2 separate regions of the Homo sapiens genome follow, and region 1 is linked to region 2. A link is an interaction called in ENCODE POLR2A ChIA-PET data of the cell type or tissue named here. Cell type or tissue: PC-3. All regions are shown on one strand. Each heading gives the region's core, and the rest is flanking DNA. Links, peaks and the distances in the headings are about the cores only.

Region 1 (4,398 bases), core at 164-4,163, 200 kb after region 2:
TTGTAATTCAACATTAGGGAACTGAAAATATCATTGGATTCATCATTACAATGGATTCATCTGAGTCTGAATGGACAGTAGGAAGCCCCGAGAGCTCATCCCAGGAGATGTACAATGTATGTTTTGAAATTTAGTCACTCTTTAAGTAAGCAAATTTGAACAATAGTTGTTTGACAATATGCTAAACTGAATTTCCCTCTAGGAAGTATGAGGCAGAGCACAGAAAGTAATATTCAGGCTATCCACTATTTTTTTTTATTGTGGTGGAACATTCATTACATAAAATTTACCATTTTAATCATTTGTAAGTGTACAAGTCTGTGGCATTAAGCACATTCACATTGCTGTGCAGCCATCACACCGTCTATCTCCAGGCAGGCCATCGACTTACCTGTTGTGAAAAATAGCTTTAGTTTCTTATCAGGAACTAATTTCAGTTAGTTAGGAACTGTACTGTGACACAGAAATAAATAGCTTAGTTGTATTGGAATCTGAACTAGTCCATCTCTTTATTAAATGTTATGCTAGTTATAGGAAGCAATATGTTCTCTTTCATTGGGAAGACAACTATATTTTCTACTTTCCCCAAAAAGTGCAGTGTTAGCGCCAGACAAAATAATAATCTTTAAGATAGTGAGTACTTGAATGTGCTGGCTACTATGCTAAGTATTTTATGTGCATCAACTCAGTCTCACAACCATCTAATCGTCATTATCCCTCTTGCACATGTGAAGGAAACTGAGGTGCGGAGGTTAAATAGATTGCTAAGATCCCACAATTAGCAAGGGGTAGAGCTGGGGCTCACAACCTGATCTATCTAACTTCTGAGACCAATAGTCTAACTCTAAGAGGTTCACAAATCCCGAGGCATCGGCATCCACCTGAGCAGCTGTTAGAAATGCAAATCCTTCATCCCCATCTCAGAACTGGGGTGGACGCCAAGGTGCAATGTAAGCAGCTCTCCGGGCCATTCTGAGGCTCACTGGAATTTCGGAACCTTTGCTCTAGCCACTGCCTCATTGCATTTCCCTTTTTTCACACTCCTTTCCCACCATGCCAAATCCCACCACTTGTTCTTGGTCACACAGTCTTCATTATTGTTCCCCACCTCGCCCAGCCTCCCCAAAATTGCCCCATTCTTCAAACTGACTTTTTCCTTCCTCTTTATAGCCTGCCTTTCTCCCATTAAAGACTCCTCTTTCCTGTCACTGTTTTCTGCTATAATTTAGTAAAAGAAACAAAAACAAATCCTACTAAGCCAATCCTACAAGGCTTTGGTTTGTTCACTCATCAATAAATATTTACAGAGAACCATATATTTTTAAGGTGTTTTTAGGAAGTGATCTAGTGTTTTGGGATACATTTGTGAATAAAAAGACAAATATACCCATCCTCATGAAGGTCCTCATACTTGATTAAAAATGCAGATATTAGGGTTTTACAGCAGAAATTTGGATTTTTCGACATTTGAAATAAGACCCTAGAATCTGCAGTTTATCAAGCACTCCAGGTGGTTCTGATGCCAGGTGAATCAGGTGATTTAAGTACCCTGATACATCCCGTGAAGTAGCTTGAGTAGGAGCACAGTAATTCATCTGGTGTTTCTGCTTTCTAAATTTGTTTGTCTTCTTCTCCCCATAGGGTCTTTGGGAGAGGGCAGGGATATGAAAAAGGAAAGGAAAAAATTTCAGGCAAACTGAAGTAGCATTTTTCAAGAAAGGGAACTTTCTAAGGTCTCCTAAGGCTAGTTCTGCAGAGAAGATTTTGCTTAACTTGAGCCCTGGGTGATGTGATTTAAAGACAGAAAACCAATACCAAAACGGGACAAGAGTCACAGGTGGCCTCTTGGCCTGTGCCCCCTGAGCTAGGCCAGCCAGCTGCTGTTTATAAACCTGTGGCCTGCTAGGGCCTGCTACAGATGGTCTTTTTGGATTATTTCAAAGACAACACCTTTAACTCTGAGTGGTAGTTTGGAATCATTTTAAGTCCTCTTGATATCCCCTCTTTCCTAGTAAGAACAAGACCAGCTTGTTTAACATTTCCTCATACCACAGATATTTTTCATGAGGCCTCACCCACTCCCAGACAATAACAACATCCTTCCTGTGGGTTGGTGACCAGTGCTGCACGTATCTAAGAGGTATAATAAGCATTTTACACGGTGGCATTGCCACCTCCTTCTCTTTGTTTCAACTCCTTCTGCTAAGATAACCTAAAACACAGGGAAACGGGAAAATAGGCAGCTTAACTTTTTTTCCCCTTTTCCAAGATGCCTCCCAAATTCTAGCCCTGAGTCAACTACTGTTCCATTATTCTGTCTAGAAGATAATATAGACTCATTTTGTACCCAATATAAATGTTTGGCACAGAAACAGCCTTCCTTCAAATGGGTCCAGAGGGGAAGTAGTTATGGGAGTGGCAGGGGCAGGCATGGCTCCATCCCAGCCCCCTGCAATCCAGACTCTAGGCCAGAGGACAGACAAAGTCAGCATTCTGAACGGGAAGCTGGTGTTGCAGCCACCAGTGAGGAATTGTATTCTTACTCCACAATTTAAAAGGCCAAACATTTGTCCTACTCCAAACAACAAAGTGCCAACCCTAGAGGTTCCATTTAGTTACAGTAGGCACTAGAAAGCTTCTGAGATAGATAGTATGAGTTTCCTAATCTGATTTCAACAACCTGGGCTGTTTTCCTTAGTTCTAAAGAGTATATTAAAGAGGAGGTTCTCCATCAGACATATTTTGCCTTCCAGGGGATACTTGACAATGTCTGATCCCAATTCATGGTCCTAATGTAGATGGAAGGTGGGGAATGGTATTGAAAAAATGAGGACAAAACGGTGCCAATGGATAATTTGTGGAAGGACATAGTTGTCCTCTTGTTAACCTTAAAGGCTGGAAATGATAACTCTAAACATTCCCTAAATAATCCATTTTGGTTTCCTGTAAAATATATTTATATTGTATCTAATTTATTTCATACTTATATTTTCATTCAAGCTACTACCTCTTGGGCTGATTTTCCTATATGCTTATCTCCACTTACCGTATAAAGTAGAAGTACATTTTATTTATTCCAATGCTATCTCTTTCACACTTTAAAATTTAAACTAGTCCTAGGATCTTGTTAACAGTTTCCAGACTCCTGTTTTTTTCATAGAGCTTTTTACATTTTTGTGCCTCTGGATTCAAAGGGTTCTAATGGTCTTGGTTTATCTTCATATAGCATTCACTCACCCACTCTGACAGGTCAGAATGACTCAATCTCATCATGCGTGGTACCCAGAAGGCCCAACAGAGAAGAGAGCAATCTAGTTGTCCCTGAGGATACTTGGCTCAAAGCCTCCTACCATCCTCTCTGAGCCAGGCTATGCATCCAGTCCCTGCACAGAGGAGCTGGCTGTGAGGAACTATAGGGAAACCCTGGTCTTGACTACACAAGCTTCAGTTTTACATAATGCAACTTCACAACTAATTTTTTCCCAATGGTCAGATCGGCAGGTAGACTGAAGCCATTAAGGTAGCCAAAAGCACCAGTCAACTGGGATATACAGTTTTTCTATCATGTGGACATAGCCTTGCCATCATTCAGCAATATGTAAGCCTGTGACTTTTCTGAAAAACAGAATGAGGGGATCTCTGGTTCAGTTCCTTGAGTTTCAATCTGGGTAAGTGGGTCACTTGTTGCATACTCTTGTAATATCCTTCCACTTAATATTCTAGAGGGATGGATTTGTTAGGGAAAACAGAAGCACCTATTCCTGCTGTTCCTTTATACCCTATCTTCTGGAATAGAATAAGTCAGGGTACTTGCTTGCCCATTCAAGAAGCAACCAGTATACCCAAGCACTCTGGTGGGTACTGCAGATACACAAATGAAAAAGGCAATAAAATGGAGTTTCTACTCTAAAGGGAGTGATAGACCAGAATGGGAACCAATACATAAATAAACACAGAAAATGCAGGTTGTAACAAATGCTATAAATAAAACAAAGAAGGGGCTAAGATACAGAATAACAGAAGAGTAATCTCTTTAGGAGGGATGTTCAATAAGGCTACCATTCATGTTGAGATCTAAAAATTAAGTGGGAGGCAGCCAGGTGATGAGTTGGAGAAATAACATAATAAAAGGCCCTCTGGGGAGAAAGATCTGGGCTCATTTGGAGAATTAAATGATCCACACACAACTTCTGTGTAGTAAGCAAAGGTGGCTTGAAAAGCGAGGCAGGCAGCAGCATGAGCAGGACCTACAGGCTTGCGTAAGGGGCCTGGATTTTATTCTAAGTGCAACAGGAGGCTACTTAAGAGTTTTAAGCAGGGGTAGGATGTAAACAATTGTATGTTGAAAGGTGTTAACTTTTGTTGCTGTACTCAGTATGGACAATACTAGAAAGAAGA
Region 2 (4,398 bases), core at 312-4,311:
CAAATACTAGGTGGAAGGCATACAGTTTGTTTCTTCTGCAGTAGCTAAACAGGTTGTATGTAATAGGAACTTCCGTATGCATCTGAAGCAGAAAAGATAAGAAAGAAGCCAGGCCACAATAAACACAGATATTACAGAGAAAGCATCGGTGTTGCATTCAGGTATTCTTTTGGTTGGGTTTTATTTCCAAATAAATATACGTATATGGCAAAATCTTATTTAAGGAACAACAAAAAAAAATACTCCATGGGAGACTTACAAAAGAGATGGACGGCATTGAGTGGGTTGAATGAAAATTTTGGCAGCATATATTTTCAGGAAATCTGAGGATACTAAAAGCCTATTTAAAATAGTATCCTATTTGATCTTGATAACCAAAGATATTTCAAAGCATCAGGATTGGGTCTAATCGCTTGTTAAATTAAGGTCACATATGGGACTTGCTTTTGACCAGACAGTTTCATGCTCCTGAATAAGAAGGCTCTAATAAAGTTTGATCTTTGGATGCCTATCATGTATTATCAAGCCTATCATTTTCTCCATCAAAGAAAATATAGTCAGAGGTCAGAAAATAAGGGAGTGGGGAGGGGTAGTGGGAAGGACAGAGCAATCCAACAACCCTTGATCCATCTCTGCATCAATTGAGACCATTCTCCACTATCTGTGCTCACATAGTAAGCACACATCATTTTATTTCTTGCTTTTGCTTCCCATCATATTTTTAAACTTTCAATATCATTAAGTAACACCCTTTTTTCCTCCATGATAGCTAGTGTCACAGGTGCTTTTTTCCTCCTTTTTATTATTTTTGGCAGCAGAGAGATTTTTTTTCTCTCCCATTGACCTGTACCTATTCCTAGCAAATTCACTGCTTCATGACAAGCGCCAACAGTCATACGCAGATGCAATTTATCTTTGCGCGCAGCTGGTCTGTGTGCATGTGTGTCTGTGTGAGTGTTCTTCTTTCCCATTGTTTGACTCCTTTTAACTCCACTCAGATCTCTCTAATCACAGTTTGGAATTCACCTGAATTTCCCTGCTGGGAGAGCTGAAAAAGCTGACATCAAGTTGCTAAGACCACAGCTCTGAAAAGGAAATGGCACATCTTTATTGGTGGAACACATTAAAAGATGTGAATGTGAGGTTTTTAAGTAAGATGCTGCATACGCATAACCTCTAGGTGCTTGACAGTGACATTGTCCCACATGTTGGCCATCTCCTCCATAATTAAAGAAAAGCTTTGAAAAAAGAATACAAGTGTTTGATTTTCACACTAAAACATTATTCTGGGAATTCAGAGCCCACAGCTGGCTATGCCCAATCCAAAGCATGGAAATTGTTCACACAAATCTTTTCATGAGGTTGAGGGAGACTTCAGCATTCCAGCTATATTCTGCTCTGAGGGAAACATTTTAATTTCTTTTGATTTCTTATGTGTCCATTCACAAGGTTAGTTTTCTTTTTTTCTAAAAAAAAAAGAAAGTTGCTATAGTAACAATCATCTATCACAGGGCCCCTACTTGAGTACTTACAAATGCTGCTCGTTAAACAAGCAGATCCTTGTGCCACGTGGAAGGCCAGAGAGAAACATCAGTATATCAAGATTGTCAAAGATTAAATGGTGAAAATAAAAGATTTTTAAAAATGGAAACAGAAGCATCAGTGGATGCTTCCATCGGATAGGGCACTCTATACATAACACAGCTATTTCTCTACCACAAGGCCAACCAAACAATTTCATAGTGATCAGACTTGACAGGGCCTTGAAGAAAGCAATTAAGAGGAAATGGGCTTAGGCCATTCCCAAAGACAGTCTGATGTCTGGTTTTTGCTCAAAACTCAGCAGCCATGTTGTGTGGCATGAAGCATGACCTGGGGCAGTGTCCATCTCAGGAGCATGGCCTCGGGCCTGCCTCTCAGAGGCCCTGGAGTGAAAGCAGGGCTCCGCCCAAGAACCTGTGTACATCCATTTCCTTTTCCTGGGAGTAGCTGGACTAAAATGCCTGAGCCGCTGGGTATGCTTCTTGACTTACACAAATGTCACCAGGAGTATTTGTGTGAAGATCATTTCAGTCTACGAAGTACTAACAGGATATAAAAAGCCATCACAGAACCAGAAGGAGACCATTCTTCCCTCCCCTCTGATTCTACTTTCTAGGTAAGAGGAGGATAGGCCTCTGACCTCCCACTCTTGCCCCAACTTCACCTTCTGTGATTATGTGTCTGATATCTATGCATTAGCCATCCCTTTCTTCCATAAGCCTATTAATTTGAAAGAATAACTGATAATACAGGCTTGATTGACTCATTACTTTTTGTGATATAAGGAACATAGGTGGCTTAATTGAAAGTGTTTTCAGAAAGAAACAGAAAAAGAAAGGCAAGAAAGAAAGTGTGAGGGCCACTTGGTCAACTGCTGAGAAGAAACACTGGGGTTTCCCTTTCTGGTTGTGGGCTAAGCAAAAGTTCGCCCTCTGCACTATGGGCTCTCTCTGCATTTGAGTCACAGAAAATCAGTGAGCAAAAAGGCAACAATACAGAAATATGTTTGGCTTCATCTTTTATGAACAATCTGAATTCAGTTTGCATTTTGCAGGGCAAAAAAAAAGGATAGTTTTTCTAGAAAATAGATGGGAAGGAGGAAGAGGAGGAGGAAAATAGAACCCAATAGAAAAGTCTTTAAAAGACAAAAAAAAAAAAAAAAAACTTTGAGGCTTTCTTTTTCTTAGCGACAAGCTAGGGCTACTCACATTTAATCATGCTGTTCAAAAGGAAGCATATTGTGCCAAAATTTCCATGAGGAAAATTTCACTGCCTTGCATTGTTTTATTTCAGACTGCTCTTTACTTTGAGTCTGTATTTTCAAATTCTTTCTTTGAATATTTATGCCCTTAGGCAGACATATTAACTCATTTTACATTGAGAATCTCATTACATCAAGTAAAAATCCTAAGCCTGATAAAATGATTTACCCCCTCAATTTAACTTTTATTTTAGTCTCCCACCAGCTTCCCTGAAGTAGATTTGCTGCCAAGCTATAATACTATTTTAGACTGAGTCATCCAAGCACACTGAACAGCTTTTACTCTGCTCCTAATGTTTCTCCATCCCCGTTGTTTGAAAAAAAAAAAAAAGAAAAGAAAAAAAAGAGAAAGGAACGTGTTTTTCTATGGGTTTGCATTTGAAATGGTTACGAATGATGAAAAAGAAAAATAGGAGGCTTTAATCCAGGGTGTTTGGCCCCTAGGGAACATAGACTACTCTCTCCCCCATCTCTTAACTCCCTAAAGGGGGCATGTAGTGCTATACATTTTTAAGCTCTACTGAGGCCTTGAAACCACTGAAAGCATATGAAGGCGGTTGTATAAGTTTAAGTACACAATGCTTCATTTATTCATGGAGAGAATTTGAAGTCATTCATAGAGAGTGTGGTTGAAAACACCTACTGGAAAAATTAAAAATAAAAATAAAAATAAAACATTTGATGAAGCCCCGCTCTAGGAAACTGACATACCATCTCCAGAGTTGGAGAATTTGAAGAAAAAAAAAATCAGGGAAACAGGCCTTGGTTTTTTAAACATCTAATTTAATTATCTTTAATTTGTTAAATTTTTTTCAAAGACAGAGTCTTGCTACATTGCCTAGGCTGGTCTTGAACTCCTGACCTCAAGTGATCCTCCTACCTTGGCCTCCCAAAGTGCTGGGATTACAGGCATGAGCCATCATGCCTGGCCCCAGGAATCATGTCTTCTGAGGGAAATCCTGACCATTCCTTGATGGTTCAGACTTTGCTATGGGCAAAAATATTCCAGACTGAGAAAGGTACCAAGAGTCTTGGTGAGAAATCAGTCTAGAGGTACCAGATTTCAGTTTCTGTCACCTAATTTCATCGTTTGATCCTAATCTCCTTAGCTCTTGTTCCTTCTCACTCCCTCTTCCCTCCCCACTCAGAACCTCAGTTTGAAATGAATTCATGCAAATCCACCCCACCTATCTCTGCTTTTGCAAGTCCCACTTTACAGCCTCTGGCTTCTGTAGCTTGTGATCTCACATACTCACACCCTCCCTAGACTCTTAGTGATTTATATTGTTGGCTGTGCTGATGGGAAAGCCCAAAATATTTTTGGAAATAAAGAAGTAGCATCTAAAGTTTCACCAGAGAGGCTCTCACCATGAAAGGGAATTGTGAATACTGAAAAGTGTTGCCGGCCTCCCTCCTTTCTGAACTCCTTGAGAACTGGTTAAATGGCAGACTTGAGGGCCCCACATAGGTGTCTTTGTCAGTAGAAAAGGCTCAGGCCCCATCTGCTGAGCTACCATGGCAAGGATTAAGTATACCTGGAATGTGGAACAGAGCCAAGAACTCTGATCCCAATAGGCAAAGAAATAAACAGGAGT

The links. ChIA-PET counts read pairs that join two places held together with the same protein. Peaks named below come from ENCODE experiments on the same cell type or tissue, not always from the same donor. Only the 100,000 strongest peaks of a DNase experiment are listed, where the experiment ranks them.
Region 1: POLR2A ChIA-PET joins it to region 2 with 13 read pairs; 5 of 35 experiments call an interaction of 5 or more read pairs at or near these places.

Annotation. Positions count from the first base shown.
Region 1 is chr11:96,312,406-96,316,803 of GRCh38, forward strand. The region is part of intron 1 of MAML2 (mastermind like transcriptional coactivator 2); the gene reads right to left. Among named protein-coding and RNA genes, the nearest start is that of MIR1260B, 27 kb to the right of the region's middle. In PC-3, for the core only: no CTCF peak of the experiment used is centred there; DNase peaks (open chromatin) are centred at 2,096 and 2,406; H3K4me3 peaks cover 1,321 bases; H3K27ac peaks cover 3,595 bases.
Region 2 is chr11:96,110,485-96,114,882 of GRCh38, forward strand. The region is part of intron 1 of MAML2 (mastermind like transcriptional coactivator 2); the gene reads right to left. Among named protein-coding and RNA genes, the nearest start is that of MTMR2, 190 kb to the left of the region's middle. In PC-3, for the core only: no CTCF peak of the experiment used is centred there; no DNase peak of the experiment used is centred there.